Regions from separate parts of the Homo sapiens genome. Here all the other regions are linked to region 3. The links are chromatin loops, found by intact Hi-C in ENCODE. Cell type or tissue: mammary epithelial cell. All regions are shown on one strand. Each heading gives the region's core, and the rest is flanking DNA. Links, peaks and the distances in the headings are about the cores only.

What was found. A loop is a pair of places that touch in the nucleus more often than their neighbours do. Peaks named below come from ENCODE experiments on the same cell type or tissue, not always from the same donor. Only the 100,000 strongest peaks of a DNase experiment are listed, where the experiment ranks them.
Region 1: a loop joins it to region 3, with 13 times the contacts of the local background. A loop is called at or near these places in 5 of 110 quality-filtered maps.
Region 2: a loop joins it to region 3, with 7 times the contacts of the local background. A loop is called at or near these places in 22 of 110 quality-filtered maps.

Annotation. Positions count from the first base shown.
Region 1 is chr10:97,649,352-97,655,396 of GRCh38, forward strand. PI4K2A (phosphatidylinositol 4-kinase type 2 alpha) reads left to right here. Exons shown (of 9, transcript NM_018425.4): 2 at 1,590-1,790. Among named protein-coding and RNA genes, the nearest start is that of PI4K2A, 12 kb to the left of the region's middle. RefSeq lists an enhancer at 1,995-3,194. In mammary epithelial cell, for the core only: no CTCF peak of the experiment used is centred there; a DNase peak (open chromatin) is centred at 2,610; H3K27ac peaks cover 3,347 bases.
Region 2 is chr10:97,728,241-97,734,285 of GRCh38, forward strand. No RefSeq gene overlaps it. Among named protein-coding and RNA genes, the nearest start is that of ZFYVE27, 5.9 kb to the right of the region's middle. RefSeq lists a silencer at 3,572-3,866. In mammary epithelial cell, for the core only: a CTCF peak has its summit at 3,706 (motif pointing left); DNase peaks (open chromatin) are centred at 3,701 and 5,211.
Region 3 is chr10:97,568,968-97,575,012 of GRCh38, forward strand. It overlaps UBTD1 (ubiquitin domain containing 1), which reads left to right. Exons shown (of 3, transcript NM_024954.5): 3 at 1,171-2,239. The coding sequence ends at 1,556. It overlaps ANKRD2 (ankyrin repeat domain 2), which reads left to right and starts at 3,812. Exons shown (of 9, transcript NM_001346793.2): 1 at 3,812-3,908. The coding sequence starts at 3,822. RefSeq lists a silencer at 5,765-6,045. In mammary epithelial cell, for the core only: a CTCF peak has its summit at 3,455 (motif pointing right); DNase peaks (open chromatin) are centred at 2,884 and 3,464; H3K4me3 peaks cover 130 bases; H3K27ac peaks cover 2,072 bases.

The DNA of each region.
Region 1 (6,045 bases), core at 607-5,606, 80 kb after region 3:
GGCCATAGTTTCTAGGCATCCCATATTTCCAAAGACCTTAGAAGATTAAGTTACTGTCTGCTATAGAAGATGGATTTAATCTGTGTGGCATCTCATGTCCTGGTTTCTTGCCTATCAGAATTACTTAAGAGAGCTTCATTCTAACCAAGTAGCAGAGTCTTTTTCCTGCTGTGATTTTTCTCTTTGGATAATAAGGCTGCGAGAGGAAATCTCTTCATCATTGATGAAGGAATTTCCTTAACCTCATTCCATAATAGATTTTTTTTTTTTTTTTTTTTTTTTTTTTTTTGAGGCAGAGGCTTGGTCTTGTCACCCAGGCTGGAGTGCAGTGGCGTGATCTCAGCTCACTGCAACCTCCGCCTCCTGAGTTCAAGTGATTCTCCTGCCTCAGCCTCCCGGGTAGCTGGGATTACAGGTGCATGCCACCATGCCCAGCTAATTTTTGTATTTTTAGTAGAGACAGGGTTTCACCATGTTGGCCAGGCTGGTCTCGAACTCTTGACCTCAGGTTATCTGCCCACCTTGGCCTCCCAAAGTGCTGGGATTACAAGCGTAAGCCACCATGCCCGGCCCATAATACCTTCTTTACTTCCTTCCAGTTGGTAAAGTTTTTAGTCTTTCTGTAATTGGTGCAGAACAACAGTGTGCATAATGTAACTTCGGAAATTAGAGTTTATGATGTTAAATTTCTGGCATACCACATACAGAAAGATCCCGTAGGATAAATAGGGCAGGGGTGCATGCAAAAAAAGAGAACATATAACCTGTGATAAGTTAATTCCTCATTTTTTTGGGGGAAAGATTACTTTAGAGCCCTCGATATGTGCATTAGGATATTGTATCTTTCTGGAGGGCAGGAAGCAGTACCATATTGGCATTAGATGCTGCCAGTGACTCACGATCTACCACTGAATTGGCTTCTGTACCTTTTTTTTTTTTTTTTGTGAGACAGGGTCTCGTTTGGTCGCCCAGGGTGAGGAATGCAGTGTGGGCAATCTAGGCTCACTGCAACCTCCGCCCCATGGGTTCAAGTGATTCTCATGCCTCAGCCTCTGAAGTAACTGGAATTACAGGTGTGCACCACCGCGCCCAGCTACTTTTTGTATTTTTAGTAGAGACAGGGTTTCGCCATGTTGGCCAGGCTGGTCTCAAACTCCTGGCCTCAAATTATCCACCCGCCTTGGCCTCCCAAAGTGCTGGGATTACAGGCATGAACCCTTGTACCTGGCCTGCTTCTGTGTCTTGCTCCTAGAAATGTAGCAATCCATTTACCTTGTTTGTTTGAAGCACAAAGTTAGAGGTAGGTACTTATATGAGGGAAAAGAGATGGAGAAGAGGGAAAAAGGAGCAAGGAAGAAAGAGAAGACTTAAGATGTTCTTTGGCCACAACCCTTTCTAGCAGTGGGTCTCTTAGCTGCACACACGAGCTGGTGTCTTCCCCTTACCAACTGGGAGAAACCTGAGTCCAACTGTAAGTAGGAATTGTCTGCCTATGCCCTGTCATTTCTTTCCAGATTCCTGCTGACTTGGTCTGTGGGCTATTTTGGTCAACTCGGATTTAACATCCTCTTTTTCTTTGGTCTCTGTAGAGGATCATTGCTGTCTTCAAACCCAAGAATGAAGAGCCCTATGGGCATCTTAATCCTAAGTGGACCAAGTGGCTGCAGAAGCTGTGCTGTCCTTGCTGCTTTGGCCGTGACTGCCTTGTCCTTAACCAGGGCTATCTCTCAGAAGCAGGGGCCAGCCTGGTGGACCAAAAACTGGAACTCAACATTGTTCCCCGTACAAAGGTCAGTGACCCATCTCCAGGAAGCCTTACTGCCTGGCCACAGTTTTCCTGGGGCCTAAGCCCTGCTACATGTTAGTGGGACCTTGGGTCCAGTGGGGTCATTTATACCCTAAGTCTGGGTTCTCGATCTTTTTTCGGGAGGATGGCAGGATTAGGCTTATGATTTGATCACCTGATGAAGGCTATCTTTTGAAGGATACACACACAATTTTTGCATACAATTTTAGGAAATTCACAAACTTCTACTGCATGTTTATGGCTCCCTTGGTCTTTGAATCCCAGCTAACCCCAAGCTAGTTAGAAACCTAGTGACTTTGTGGCTTACTCTCAGACTTCTGAGCCATCCCAGCATTTCGATACAGTCTAGGACTGGCTGATGACAGCTAAGAACTTCTGCAGGGTCTGACAAGGAAGACTTTAGGACAGGCTGAGGGTTAGAACAATGGTCTGGCCTGAACCCTACAGGGAACTGACATGGAATATTTCTAACTTATCTTTATGCTGTCGAATTTTGGGACTTGTCTGAACACATCAAAATAGGGGTGCCAGATCTAGGCAAACTCACACTCAGAATGGATTCATACACATCTTGTATGTGTTATAGACATAGTTGAGGTCTCCCCCAACCCCCACCCCCACCAATATGCTTGAATACAGAATTGATTGCATACAATTTGAGGGAGTTTACTGACACCAGGCTAAGAACCCCTGCACTACAAGGTATTCCATGAAACTCACCAAAGGTTATGAGGGGAAGGAATCTACTGGTCAGCATATGAACATGTCCGGACACATCATTCACTGAGTACGTGGCTACCTGGGGTTTAGTAACAACTTAGGTGGGACTCTCATCTGATGCCCTGAGGCTGCTGAGTCATCTAAACAATCCTGGCTCCGTGCTTAGTCTTAACTAGTCTATGCTAGTTTATTTAGTTATTTACTAAATAACTAAAACTAAATTTATTTAGTTATTTAGTAAATAACTCTTTGAGAATCTGATGAAACCTATAGACCCCCTTTCCAGAAAAAGTACATATATTTGCAATTATTGTTTTGTGTATAATTTTAGGGCAATGGTTCATAAACGTTGCAGTCTATCTGTTGACACCCCAGGGAGCATGTCTCTAGATTAAAATCCCTCTGCTTAAAGTTTTCTTTTCTTTCTTATTTTTAGAGACAGGGTCTTGCTCTGTTGCCCAGGCTGGGGTGCAGTGGCATGATCACAACTCACTGCAGCCTTGACCTCCCAGGCTCAAGCAGTCCTCCCACCTCAGCCTCTCAGGTTGGGACTACGGGCATGTGCCACCATGCCTGGCTAATTTTTTTTTTTTTTAATTTTTTGTAGAGACAAGGTCTCCCTGTTTTGCCCAGGCTGGTCTTGAACTCCTGGGCTCAAGCTATCCTCCTGCCTTGGCCTCCCAAAGTGCTGGGATTACAAGTGTGAGCCACCACACCCAGCCTTAAAGATGTCTTCTCAGGTTTAGATAGCAGATTCTATGAGCAAAGAGATTGATCAGCAGTAGAAACTTCCCTTCCGTTTGAGAGGAAAATGTGACTATTGTGGATATTTAACCATGTCTGCTCCTTTGCTACTAAACTCCAAACAATTAGCCAACTAGTTTGTAAGTTATAGAAGTCAGAGACCACTTCTCAAGATTTCCTCTCTCATTCTCAGCACCTAGCAAAATACTATATTTATAGTAAGCATTCATGAAGTACCAGCTGAGTCAGTAAATGAATATGAAATCATGAGAAACAATACCAAAGTTCTTCCAACTTTAGGTCTAGCGAGAAAATGTTTGACCAGGCTTCTAGTTCCCATTTCACATCTAATTCACTGCCTGGCTTTGTACAGCTCATTCCTTCTCTTTATGCCTTACTTTTCCCTCTCTGTGCAGATAGTTTTACAGCATGCTTTGAACATCTTGTATGATAATTAATGTTCTTAAGTCTCCTAACCTGAAATGCTTCTACTAGGCTCCTCTTAGACTCTAGAAACTTTTACATTCTCCTTGCTTATCACTCTATAGTTTTCTTCCTTTACTAGGCAAATAGCAGACCGTGTCTGGCTCTATGCCTACCTGCTCTGTTGGTGCTTCTGGAGTGTGGTGCCCAAGAATCAGAGGACTTGAGTTTGAATTCTTGCTCTGCAGTTTTTGATTTGTGTAACACTTGGGCAAGTCATGTAACCTCCCTAGGCTCAGTTTCCTTACTGTAAAAATAGGGATATAAATAGTTCCTACTTTGTAGAGTGGCCATCAATATTACACAAGACAGCCTATATGAAGCACATAGCTGAGTGAGTGCCAGGCACAACGTAAACCCTCCATATGTTAGCCTGTGATATTTTTATCAGCTATTCTAATCGTTAGTGTCACCCCCACAATCCCTTTCGTCCCTATCTTTGGTCTTCCTCTTTCCCTGTTAGAGAACCTTCACGAGGCCTGAGGATCTTTTGCATCAGAAAGTCAGCAACAACAAAAATACTTGTCTTGGCTGGGCTCATTGGCTCACGCCTGTAATCCCAGCACTTTGGGAGGCCTAAGTGGGTGGATCACCTCAGGTCAGGAGTTCGAGACCAGCCTGGCCAACAGGGTGAAACCCTGTCTCTACTAAAAATACAAAACTTAGCTGAGCATGGTGGTGCGTGCCTGTAATCCCAGCTACTTGGGAGGCTGAGGCAGGAGAATCGCTTGAACCTGGAAGGCAGAGGTTGCAGTGAGCTGAGATTGTGCCACCACACTCTATCCTGGGCAACAGAGCGAGACTCCGTCTCAAAAAAAAAAAATACTTGTCTTCCATGAGACTGAGATGAGACAGAACTTTGGAAGCTTAACATATAGCTGCTGGAGAATAGTAAGAGGACTCCTCTCCCTGTCTCCCCAACTCTTGTGACAGGACTCTATCCAGTTGATCAGAGCATCTGTCATTATAGAAACAAGGTTCACATTGCATTGGAACTTCAAATGGTAAGGCTCTAATTCTCACTCACTGGCTGTCTCTGCTCTCTGCTCCTATGAGGTTTCAGGTTATGATAGTTTCATTAGTCATGGGGAAAAAGTGGTTTGTTAGGAAGAATGATAGAAAATAAATATGATGGGGGCAAAAGGGGATTTATGGCTTGAGAGAGCCAGGAGTTTCACTGTGGACACTGGCAAGGTAGCCTTAGGAAAGCTCTTTTTCCTTCATTCCTATGCCTGAGTTTTCTGATTTGTAAGGCAGGGAGTGCCTACTACAGTACCATGCACATCCATTTTAGGTAGTCTATTAATACTAGATGGTAGCATGGAGCGATAGATGAGAGGCAGTTATTTTGCCTCTCAGGTTCATGGGAAAAAAAATAGTTATTTGTAATAAATTTTACAAGGCTTAGGAAAATACCTTTCTTATAAGTTTGATTTTAGGTATTTATATGCTAAAACTCACTTGTTGCTGTCTCTGAAAGAAGCTTGTAACTCATTCTTCATTCACTTAATAAATATTTAATGAGCATATGCCAGCTACTGTGTTAGGTGCTGTGGATGCTAATATAAATAAGATGTTCTCCGCTTCCTCAAATCTCATTCATTTTAAAGGAGGAGTTAGATATACAAATGGATAATTACAAGACAATGTGATAAGTGTGACAATAGATGCATATGTGGATTACAATTACGTCACTGCAATTTGACTTAAGTATAATATTGATGGCTCATAAAAATTTTTTTTAGAATAAGTAATGCATGCATCTAGTATAAAAATCAGAAGGCACATAGGGTAAACAGAGAAAAGTAATTCAGACTCCCTGCTACCCCTATCTCCTGGCCATTCAGTTTCCTTCCTCAGAGGCAGCCAGGATTACAGTGTATAGCCTATACATAAAAATAGCAGTTAATTAAAATGAAAACCAATTTTAATGTTTGTGTTTTGAATACGAATAATTTCACAAAGTAAAAAAATTCAAAAGGGCCCGGGCACAGTGGCTCATGCCTGTAATCCCAGCACTTTGGGAGGCCGAGGTAGGAGGATCACCTGAGGTCAGGAGATCAAGACCAGCCTGGCCAACATGGTGAAACCCTCTCTCTACTAAAAATACAAAAATTAGCCAGGAGTGGTGGCACACACCTGTAATCCCAGCTACTTGGGAGGCTGAGGCATGAGAATTGCTTGAATGCGGGACTTGGAGGTTGCAGTGAGCCGAGACTGTGCCACTGCACTCCAGCCTGGGCAACAGAGTGAGACTCTGTCTCAAAAAAAAAAAAAAAAAAAAATTTTTT
Region 2 (6,045 bases), core at 607-5,606, 160 kb after region 3:
AGATTTGTTTATTCTGGACATTTTACATAAATGGAATAGTATGTGGCTTTTATGTCTGGTTTCTTTCACTTAGCACAATGTTTTCAAGGTTCATTCATGTTGTAGCATGTATTAATAACTCATTTCTTTTTTTGTCTTCCAATATGATCTCAAGACTCATTTTTTATGGTGAATAATATTCCAGTGAACGGATAGAATATATTTTGTTTATATCATTCACTAATTTTTAATTTTTTTTTTTTTTTTTTGAGACAGAGTCTTGCTCTGTCGCCCAGGCTGGAATGCAGTGGCGCGATCTCAGCTCACTGCAAGCTCCGCCTCCCGGGTTCATGCCATTCTCCTTCCTCAGCCACCCGAGTAGCTGGGACTACAGGCGCCCACCACTATGCCCAGCTAATTTTTTGTATTTTTAGTAGAGACGGGGTTTCACTGCATTAGCCAGGATGGTCTCAATTTCCTGACCTCGTGATCCACCCACCTCAGCCTCCCAAAGTGCTGGGATTACAGGCGTGAGCCACCGTGCCCGGCTTTAATTTTTTTTTTTTTTTTTGAGACAGAGTTTCCCTCTGTCACCTAGGCTGGAGTGCAATGGCGCGATCTCAGCTCACTGCAACCTCCGCTTTCCAGGCTCAAGCGATTCTCGTGCCTTAGCCTCCTGAGTAGCTGAGATTACAGGCAAGCGCCACCATGCCTGGTTAATTTTTGTATTTTTAGTAGAAATGGGGTTTCGCCATGTCAGCCAGGCTGGTCTTGAACTCCTGGCCTCAAGTGATCCGCAGGCCTTTGTCTCCCAGAGTGCTGGGATTAGAGGCGTGAGCCACACCGCCCAGCCTCTTAAAATTTTTTTAATTGTAGTAACATACACATAACATAAAATTGACCATTTTCAAGTGTACAGTTCGATGGTATTAAGTCCATTCATGTTGTTAAACAACATGGTCTATACTGGCTGTTGTGCAACCATCACCACCATCCATCTCCATGGCTCTTCTCATCTTGCAAAACTACCACCCTGAACCATGAAACAATAACTCCCCATTTCCTCCTCCCCACAGCCCCTGGCAACCACCATTCTACTTTCAGTCTCTGAATTTGACTACGCTAGGTACTTCATAGAAGTGGAATCATACAGTACTTATCTTTTTGTCACTAGCTTATTTCATTTAGCATAATGTATTCAAGGGTCATCCATGCTGTAGCATGTGTCAGAATGTCCTTCATTTTTAAGGCTGAACAATGTTCCATCTTCTGTTTATACCGCATTTTGTTTATCCATTCATCCACTGATGGACACCTGGGTTGCTTCCACCTTTTGGCTATTGTGAATAATCTGCGAATGAACATGGGTGTACAAATATCTCTTTGAGACCTTGCTTTAAATTCTTTTGGGTATATACTCAGAAGTGGAATTGCTGGATCAAATGGTAATTCTATTTTTTAATTTTTAAGGAACTGCCACAATGCTTTCTATACCATTTTACATTTTCATTGACAGTGCACAAGGGTTCCGATTTCTCCACATCCCCAACTTCTATTTTTTTTTTAAGACGGAGTCTCACTCTGTCGTCCGGGCTGGAGTGCAGTGGCACTGCAACCTTCTGCCTCCCAGGTTCAAGCTTTCTCCTGCCTCAGCCTCCTGAGTAGCTGGGATTACAGGCATGCGCCACCATGACCAGCTAATTTTTGTACTTTTAGTAGAGACGAGCTTTCACCATGTTGGTCAGGCTGGTCTCGAACTCCTGACCTCATGATCCACCCGCCTCAGCCTCCCAGAGTGCTGGGATTACAGGCATGAGCCACCATGCCCAGCCCCCACTAACTTCTTATTTTCCATGTTATTTATTCATTTTTAAACAAGCATTCATTGAGTACCTACTATGCCACAGCTCTATACTTGGTAGAAACTGAGGCTGCCAAAATGTTAAATCTGTTTCCCTGCTCTTAGAACTTAGGAAACAATGGAGAAACAGTCATGTTCAAGAGATAGAGTGAAATGCAAGGTGATAGGTGCCTAATAGAGATGGAATCAATGGTAGATTGGATAAAGAAAATGTGGTACAGGCCGGATGCTGTGGCTCACGCTTGTAATCCTAACACTTTGGGAGGCCCAGGCAGGTGGATAGTCTGAGCCCAGGCGTTCGAGACCAGCCTGAGAAACATGGTGAAATCCCGGCTCTACAAAAAAAATACAAGTATTAGCTGGGCTTGTTGACGCGTGCCTGTAATCCCAGCTACCTGGGAGACTGAGGTGGGAGGATCCCCTGAGCCCAAGGAGGTGAAGGCTGCAGTGAACCATGATGGTGCCACTGTACTCCAGCCTGGGTGACAGAGTGAGACCCTGTCTCAAAAAAAAAAAAAAAAAAAAGAAGAAGAAGAAGAAGAAGAAAATATGGTACATATATACCAAGGCCGTAAAAAGAACGAGATCATAGCCTTTGCGGCAACATGGATGGAGCTGGAGGCCATTATCCTAAGTGAGCTAACACAGGAGCAGAAAACCAAACACTGCATGTTCTTATAGATGGGAGCTAAATACTGAATACCCACGGACACAAAGAAGGGAACAGACACCAGGGAGACACCAGGGCCTACTGGAGGATGGAAAGTTGAAGGAGGCTAAGGATTGAAAAACTACCTATAAATACACAGATACTATGCCTGTTAACTGGATGACAAAATAATATGGACACTGAATCCCCATGACATGGAATTTATCTATGGAACCAACCTGCACATGTACCCCTAAAACAAAAATAAAAGTTAAAAAAAAAAAAGAGAGAGAGATGGAGGCTGGGCGTGGTGGCTCGCGCCTGTAATCTCAGCACTTTGGGAGGCTGAGGTGGGTGGATCACCCGAGGTCAGGAGTTCGAGACCAGCCTAGCCAACATGGTGAAACCCCATCTCTACTAAAAATACAAAAATAGTCGGGCATGGTGGCGGGCGCCTGTAATCCCAGCTACCTGGGAGGCTGAGGCTGGAGAATCACTTGAACCCAGGAGGCAGAGGTTGCAGTGAGTCGAGATCATGCCACTGCTCTCCAGCCTGGGCGACAGAGTTATACTCCATTTCAACAACAACAACAACAAAAAGAAAAAAAAAAGAAAAAAAGAAAACGGCGTGTGATTTCTGAGGATGCATCAGAAGAGACTTTTGGCTTCCTTCCTGGCTCCCTGGTGGATCTCTTGTTCTGGGTTAAGGCATCCGCCATGTCAGGAGGACACTCAAGAAGCGTTCAGGAGAGCCCCGAGGGAGGACCTGGCACCTTCTGCCATCTTGTCACTATTGGAGAGTGCCAGCATCACCTTGTCAGCTGTGTGAGGAAGCCACCCTGGGAGCCGATCCTCCAGCCCCACTAAGCCTTCAGATGATTGCAGCCTTGACCAACATGTGACTGCAACCTTATGAAAGCGCCTGAGCCAAAACCATCACCAAGCTGCTCTTGATTTTCTGACTAAAAACACCCAGAACCCAAAAAACTGTGAGATAATACATGCTTATTGTTGTTTTAAGTAATTAAGTTTTGAAATACTTCATTACACAGCAAGAGATAACTAATGCAGCTAGAAGCATGAAAATATCTGGCATAGTGTGGAAATGGCGAGAAATGCATTGAGGCTGGCACGAGAGGTTAAAGCCAGAAACTTGGAGTTGAAAGAGATGCTTCTGAAATGCCATGTTTCTCCATAAGAGTGGGCAAGGGAGCCATCTGGTGGAGGAGGCATGCTTAGACATTCCCTTCTCTCTTCCCTGATTTCTCCAGCCTGTTCTCCTCAGCATTTCCACCTAGTATTTCTCCAAGGGCCACAGTGAGGTTTATGAGTCAAGTATGTGGGCCATAAACACACTTGCTTATTGAAGCAAATACTAACCTCTGCAAAATGTCAAGGTAAGATATTATCTTCAGTGATTATTTAATTTTCTCCCTTAGTCTCTTCTACCTGTCTGCTACCAAGGGGAAAACATCAGCAGCACCAGGAGTTGAGGCAGAATGCTGCAGGAGGGAAAGAAGGAACTAGAACTTGATTATGGAAAAATCAGAATTAGACTCGAGAGAGCACAGTCAAGCTGGTCCGTCTCTTAATTATAAGGGGAGGCCTTTATTCATCGCTACAGGCCACGACTATTGTCCCTTTCTGGTTTTTAAAGCCTTCTTGTATCCTCCAATGTTCCCTCCAGATAATGTCTAGAAATTCTTGAATAATATCTCTCAATTCTATAGCTGCTGGAAGAGAAAACAAATACTATTACTCTCCACTGTCAGACTGAGGCCAAGGAGGAGGAATTGCAAAGAAACTAAAATTTACCTTTGGAGTAAATTACCAGTGTGAGAATTTCAGGCACTTAGGATATATATATTATTATTATTTTTTCGAGACAGAGTCTTGCTCTGTCGCCCAGGCTGGAGTGCAGTGGCACGATCTCCGCTCACTGCAACCCCCGCCTCCTGGGTTCAAGCAATTCTTCTGTCTCAGCCTCCTAAGTAGCTGGAATTACAGGCACGCGCCACCACACCCGGCTAATTTTTATATTTATTTATTTATTTATTTTGAGACGGAGTCTAGCTCTGTCGCCCAGGCTGGAGTGCAGTGGCATGATCTCGGCTCACTGCAATCTCCGCCTCCTGGGTTCACACCATTCTCCTGTTTCAGCCTCCCCACTAGCTGGGACTACAGACGCCCACCACCATGCCCGGCTAATTTTTTTGTATTTTTAGTAGAGCCCAGGTTTCACCGTGTTAGCCAGAATGGTCTCGATCTCTTGACCTTATGATCTGCCCACCTTGGCCTCCCAAAGTGCTGGGATTACAGGCGTGAGCCACCGCGCCCGGCCTGATTTTTATATTTTTAGTAGAGACGGGGTTTCACCTTGTTGGCCAGGCTGGTCTCAAACTCTTGACCTCAGGTGATCTGCCCGCCTCAGCCTCTCAAAGTGCTGGGATTACACGTGTGAGCCACTGTGCCTGACCGGTACTTAGGTTATTAAAGAAAAAAATTTATTTTTCTTAAGAAGGGTGGGGACTCCTTAGCTTAAATACTACATTGTTGAACACAAAACTTTCCCCATCCTCTCACTTAGATTAAGTCTGCCTCTTCTCTCTGCTCCTACGGTTACAGTAGAATCCCCTGCTTTATATCATGGCTCAGTCAAGTCAGCGTCTTCTGTTGAACTAAGAGTTCATAGAGGGTAGAATTTCTGTCCAGTTCATTCTTGCTGGTTTCACAGTCATTGTTTTAAGAAATGATTCATGACCAGCCTGGGCAACATAGCAACACCTCATTCTACAAAAAAAAAAAAAAAAAAAAAATTGGCCAGGCACGGTAGCTCACACCTGTAATCCCAGCACTTTGGGAGGCTGAGGCAGGCAGATCACGAGCTCAAGAGATCGAGACCATCCTGGCCAACATGGTGAAACCCCGTCTCTACTAAAAATACAAAAATTAGCTGGGCGTGGTGGTGTGCACCTGTAGTCCCAGCTACTCGGGAGGCTGAGGCAGGAGAATCGCTTGAATCCGGGAGGCGGAGCTTGCAGTGAGCCAAGATCGTGCCACTGCACTCCAGCCTGATGACAGAGTGAGACTCCGTTTCAAAAAAAAATAAAAATAAAAATTAAGTAGCTAGGTGTTAGTGGTGTGCACCTGTAGTCCCAGCTCCTCTGGAGGCTGAGGCAGGAGGATTGTTTGAGCCCAGGAATTAGAGTGAGCTATGATTGCACCATTGCACTGCAGCCTGGGCAGCAGCAGAAGACCCTATCTCAAAAATAAAATAAAATTACATTAAAAAAGGAAAGAAAGATAAGAAAAAGAAAAAAGAAATGGGCATTGTTCTGGGGCTTTTGTTGAAAGAGATGTGAATTCTGTGCTCCAAGAGGAAACTGACACGCATGCGCTCATTCAAGGAACATTTGTTGGTACCTCCTTTGTGCTAGATGCTGGACACAGAAATTATAGGCAGTTCCCTCAGGACTCTCACTGTCTAGAGAGAGGAGGAGGCACCAAGTGCTGGGGTGGGGCAGGCCCACGGAGCCAAGTCAGAAGGGCACGTAAT
Region 3 (6,045 bases), core at 555-5,554:
CATGCGCCATCACGCCCAGCTAATTTTGTATTTTTAGTAGAGACAGGGTTTCTCCATGTTGGTCAGGCTGGTCTCAAACTTCCAACTGCAGGTGATCCGCCCGCCTTGGCCTCCCGAAGTGCTGGGATTACAGGCGTGAGCCACTGCGCCTGGCCACAGACCTGGGTTTCAGTCTGAATGTTTCCCTTTCCTAACTGTCTTGGCTTTAGCAAGGAGCTTCTCGAATTTAGAGCCTGACTGCCTTACGACTGTAAAGGGGAGATGATTATTAGGATTCAGTAAGATACACATAACATCATTTAGTCCAGTCCCAGCACTTAGTAGGTGCTCAAGAGACAATAAACATATTTCTCCATGCATTACGTTTTGCCAGTAAGGACACTAAGGCCCATGGAGAGCAGAGCTGTGCTATTTCATTCATCCCTGTAACCCCAGCACCTGGCACATGTGAAGAAGTGAAAAATAATATGCCAGGATGAACAAGCCAGTACCTGGTGGAGCTGGGATGCCAGCTCAGGTCTTCCTGACTCCAGCCCTGTACACCTGGTCATCAGGCTGTCCTAGGGAGATCTGACTGTGGGGTGGCCATGGCAGGTGTATTAGTCTGCTCAGGCTCCTGTAACAAAATACCACATGCTGGGTGACTTAATCAAGAGACATTTATTTTCCACAGTTCTGGAGGCTGGGAAATCCGGCATCATGGTGCTGGCTGGTTCAGGTTTTGGTGAGGACTCTGTTGCTGGCTTGCAGGTGTCCGTCTTCTTGCTGTGTCCTCACATGGGGAGCGAGTGGAGAGTGAGATAGTGCTCTAGTGTCTCTACAAGAACTGTAAGCCAGGGCAGTGGAGCACACCTGTAGTCTCAGCTGCTCGGGAGGCTGAGGTGGGAGGATTGCATGAGCCCAGGAGTTCGAGACTAGCCTAGGCAACATAGGGAGATCTTGTCTCAAAAGAAAAAAAAAAAAAGGACCATTTTTCCCATCAAGGGGTCAGAAGGTCAGGGCCCCACGCTATGACCTCATTTAACTTTATTTATTTCTGTATAGGCCCCATGTCCAAATACAGTCACATTGGGGGTTAGAGTTTCACCATATGAATTTGGGGGGACCCAAACATTTAATCCATGATAGTGGATCCCCAAGCTGACTCTGACAGCCCTGCCTCTCCTACAGGCACCCTCTGTGAATGCTACGATGAGCTGGGCAATCGCTACCAGCTGCCCATCTACTGCCTGTCACCGCCGGTGAACCTGCTGCTGGAGCACACGGAGGAGGAGAGCCTGGAGCCCCCCGAGCCTCCACCCAGCGTGCGCCGTGAGTTCCCGCTGAAGGTGCGCCTGTCCACGGGCAAGGACGTGAGGCTCAGCGCCAGCCTGCCCGACACAGTGGGGCAGCTCAAGAGGCAGCTGCACGCCCAGGAGGGCATCGAGCCATCGTGGCAGCGGTGGTTCTTCTCCGGGAAGCTGCTCACAGACCGCACACGGCTCCAGGAGACCAAGATCCAGAAAGATTTTGTCATCCAGGTCATCATCAACCAGCCCCCACCACCCCAGGACTGATGGGCCCACGGACCCCTGGGAAGAGGCCCCGCCTGGAGCACTAGGCCCCCACCCTGCTGCTGCCTTCCAGTGCTGTCATTTTCTTCAGGGGCCCTCCCCTCGGTGTGGCTGGTGGGTGAGCCGTGAAGGGACCCTGCCTTTCAGGGCACTACGCGCCACCAGTTCCCGGTACCCAGGGAGCAGGCAGCCACACACGGGCCTTGCAACCTTGTCAGAGAAAAGGCGAACAGGGCCCTCACCCTGCCTGTCTCCCGAAGCAGGTTCGAGCCACAAGGGCCAACCAGGAGGCCCCTGGAGCCCAGATCTGTCATCTGGTGCTGCCAGCTGTGCTCACTCTGGTTTTCTGCTCAGGGTCTGAAGCAGCTGCTGTCTCCCTCCTCTGCCCCCATCCCCTGGCTCTCCCCTGGGCACAGTGCCACTCCCTTGGAAGGGAGGGAACCACCCGTGAGCCCCAGGGCTTGGGAAGCCTGAGGCGGGCCTCTGCCTCTCCCTGCCCCCAGCACAATTGGCAGAGATGAGGCGGGTGGTGGACAGCTGGGCTGTCGTGGCAGGGTCTGCACAGGGCCATGTCCTGGCTGTAACCCAGGCAGTGGGAGGTCTGCAGCCTGGTCATGGCCTCCACAGCAGGTCCCTGTGGACAGACATATCTGCATATTTATCAATAAAGCCTTTTGCTCCTTCTCGCTTGCCTGGCATTTGACTGAATTCTCCTGCAGCTCTGTGGGGCCCCTGGAGCTGTTCTGGTATGGGAACAGGTGGATGCCTGGCCTCCCCAGCTGCTCTGGGCATGCAATCTCCAGCAGAGTGAGCCTGGAACTGCCAGTCTTCTGGGCCCTGATCCCAGCTCCCCTGGTGTCCTCATGAGTCCTCAGGAAAAGCCACTCTTTGCTTTTCTTTAAAGCAGAGCCATGCTGCCTGCCCTGCCTCCTCCATCAGTTGCTGGGAGGATTAAGCAGGAAGACAGATGTGAAAGTGCTTGCAAGGCGAAGACAGCACCTCAGGAAGGTGGTCTGCTCCTGCAGCAAGAGGGGCTAACTTCCGGCCCTGGAGACGCTGTAGCCATCGTGATGTTAAAGCAAAATCTCTGACAGATTTAGATCGTGTGTCAGAGGTTTGTGTCAGCTTCCCAGCAAGGGAACCAGAAAGGAAAAGGAACCGGTTCCTCATGCTTCCTAGGGGAATGCATGCATATCTGAAGAGAAGGGAATCTTATATAAGGCTGTTTAGCTAAGGGCAGCCACCAGCCAGGTGAGCCTTACAGAAGCACAGGGCTGGGTGTCTGCAGTTCCCTAGCAGATTAACCTGGGTCACAGTGACTCAGAGCTCCAGCATGCGAGTTCCAGGTGTGGAACTGAGCAAGTACAGATCTGCTTTTGCTCCACTTGGGAGTATTTTTCCTTCTTAGTGAGCATGGGCAGCCTCCTGGCCAGGGAAGTCTGGCACTGTCTGGGCCTGACAGGGAAACCCTGGGAGGGTAGAAGGATCCAGAGTAGCTGCTGTTCCTCGCTAGCTGGGCTTAGTGCTTTCCGGAGACCCCTTTCTTGAAGCAAGACTCTGTAAGCCCTGCAGAGGTCCCCTGAGCACTTACCAAGAGAGGAGACAGATTGGATAAGGTTTGTTCATGACTAAAAGTCACCCAGCCAAATGCAGTGATGCTTAACGGGGAAGCATGTGGGACCCCGGAGAGCCGAAGGCCAGCGTGAGCTGTGATCAGAGAGGGAGACAGCTGCCCTTCCTGCTACCACGGCCCTGGCCTGGACAAGTAGAGTGTGACCCTCCTCACAGCCAGCAGGGCCTGTCTGCAGGACAGCCTGGGAGTACAGAACTGTCCTGGGTCCCCCGTTTGGTTTTCAGGCCCTCTTCCTGGAGCTGGCTGAGCAGGGTTTCCAGGCATCCAGCAGGTGGCACTGTCATCTGGGCTGGAGCATGCAGCCAGCAGTTCCCTTTTGCAACTCAGTTGCCTTGGCTAAGGCCCAACCAGTCCCAAGTGCTCAGGACAGAGGCTGGACGGGCTCCTTCCTGCACCCCTGCTCTTGGGACACAGTGCCCTCCGGCTCTAATAGGCCAGGAGTTGGGGGGGCAACTGGCTCTGCTCCCTGGCCCTGGCTCCCCCTGCTCCCTGGGGCTGCCCGAGGTGAAGGTGACAGGTGGGGGAGGCAGGTGGAGAATTGGGCCAGTGAGCTCATGGCAAAGGCGCCCAGCTGGGCAGGGGTGGGTGCTCTGGCCTATAAAGCCCCCGAGGCCCTGTGGCCTGCAGAGGCGGTTATGGACGGCACCATGGAGGACTCCGAGGCGGTGCAGAGGGCCACAGCGCTCATCGAGCAGCGGCTGGCACAGGAGGAGGAGAATGAGGTGCGAGCAGGGGTGGAGGTGCCCAAGGGGGTCTGAGGAGATCCAGTTCTGCTGTCAAGGGGAGGGAGATCCTGTCTGCTACACCTGTGGTGGGGAGGGGGGCAGATGTCCCCAGGGGCCCAGTTGGGCCTCATTCCTGTCCCAGGGTATTACTGGCAGGGGGTATTGCTGGCAGCAGAAGACTGAGGCTTCAGCCTTCAAAATTAAGTCAGTGAGATGGGGAGCTGGGCTGGGCTTCCTAAGACTGCTCACCCTCCTGGGCCTTGAGAGACAGTGGGCTGTACAAAGCAGACAGCTGGGTGCTGCCTGGGACTTTCAGGAATGTGTGGCCCTGTGATGCCCCAGTGACTGAGTGGGAGGCTGGGGCAGGGGAAACTCCAGTATTTGGCCAGTGAAGAAGAGAGTGAGGAAGGGATGCTGGGAAATGAAGCATGGATTTTGCCAGCCTGCTGGCCACCCTTGGGGAGTCCTTTGGCGTGTGGTGTTCTGGGCAATTGCATTTTCTCTGGGATAAGGAAGTGGAGCGGTGGCAGGGGGTGCTGGCTTGTCCTATTCTGCATTTTTTTTTTTGAGACGGGGTCTCCCTCTGTTGCCCAGGCTGGAGTGCAATGCATGATCTTGACTCACTGCAACCTCCGCCTCCTGGGTTCAAGCGATTCTCCTGCCTCAGCCTCCCGAGTAGCTGGGATTACAGGCATGCACCACCATGCCTGGCTAATTTTTGTATTTTTAGTAGAGATGGGGTTTCACTCTGTTGGTCAGGCTGGTCTCAAACTCCTGGCCTCAGATGATCCACCCACCTTGGCCTCCCAAAGTACTGGGATTACAGGTATGAGCCACCATGCCCGGCCCCTACTCTTCACTTTATTTAAACTAATACTTCATCTAGTGTTGGCTCTGCCAAGAGCCCAGAGCTGTAGAAATGGGTGGACCAATAAGGGTCAGACCCTGCCTTCTTTTTACCAACCCAGGATTCATTTTAGCCCATTTGTTGGTTTCATAGTCAACTAAGAAACAAGGCAAAGGGAAGAAATGACTAAATAGAGGTGTGAATCAGAAGTGGAGGAACACAAGGGGCTCATGAATTGTTCTGAGGGCCTTCAAGGACTCCTCTGTGGACAGGGCCAGGTGCAGTGGCTCAAGCCTGTAATCCCAGCATTTTGAGATCTGAGATCCGAGGTGGGCAGATCACTTGAAGTCAAGAGTTCGAGACTCACCTGGCCAACATGGTGAAATCCTGTCTCTACTAAAAATACAATTAGCCAGGAATGGTGTCAGGCACCTGTAATCCCAGCTACTCAGGAGGCTGAGGCAGGAGAATTGCTTGAACCTGGGAGGCGGAGGTTGCAGTAAGCCGAGATCGCACCACTGCACTTCAGCCTGGGTGACAGAGGGAGACTCCGTCTCAAAAAAAAAAAAAAGGGGACTCCTCTGTGGACAGGAGGATACCTGAGCTGGGCCTTCAAGGGGACTCAGTGGAGTCCAGGATGGTGGAGGGTATTCCAGCCTCAGGAAATGCAGGAGCTGAAGTTTCCATGAGTGAAAGCGTGGCTGTCTTGATAAAGTCTGGTAGTAGGGGCTAAGGCTGGAAAGACACAAGCCAGAGAGGGCCATGTAAAAGATATTTATTCTGTGGGCAGTGAGGAGCCACTAAATGTTATTGAGTGAGGGAGATTGGTGTCATCTGACCTATTTTAGGAAAGCAGCTCTGATGGCCCTGAGAAGGACTTGTTGGAAAAGGCTGGCCCTAGCAGGAATGGAGGGGAGGAGATAAATCAGGTTGGAGGTAGATGCCATTCAAAAAAAGGAGTGTGACTGAATGAGGGGTGAGGAGGAAGGAAGGGTCAAGACCCCAAGGGAAGAAGGGATGAGGTCAGGAAAGAGCTTGGAATGAGCCCTGGCTGGGGCAAGCATCCCTGGATCTCTAGGAATCCCACTTCTCCCTCCCCCAAGGGCATGTGCCTATGGTTGGCTGGTGCCAGGCAGGTGAGTCATGCTGCTATGCCAGTTCTGGAGTGCTGCCAATAGACACACAGACCTTCAGCAAGGGGACGCAGAGCAGTGTCTTCCGTTCATTCATCCAATAAATATAGCTACAGAGCTGTCAGGACACCAGTGCCAGGCCCTGTGCTAAGCA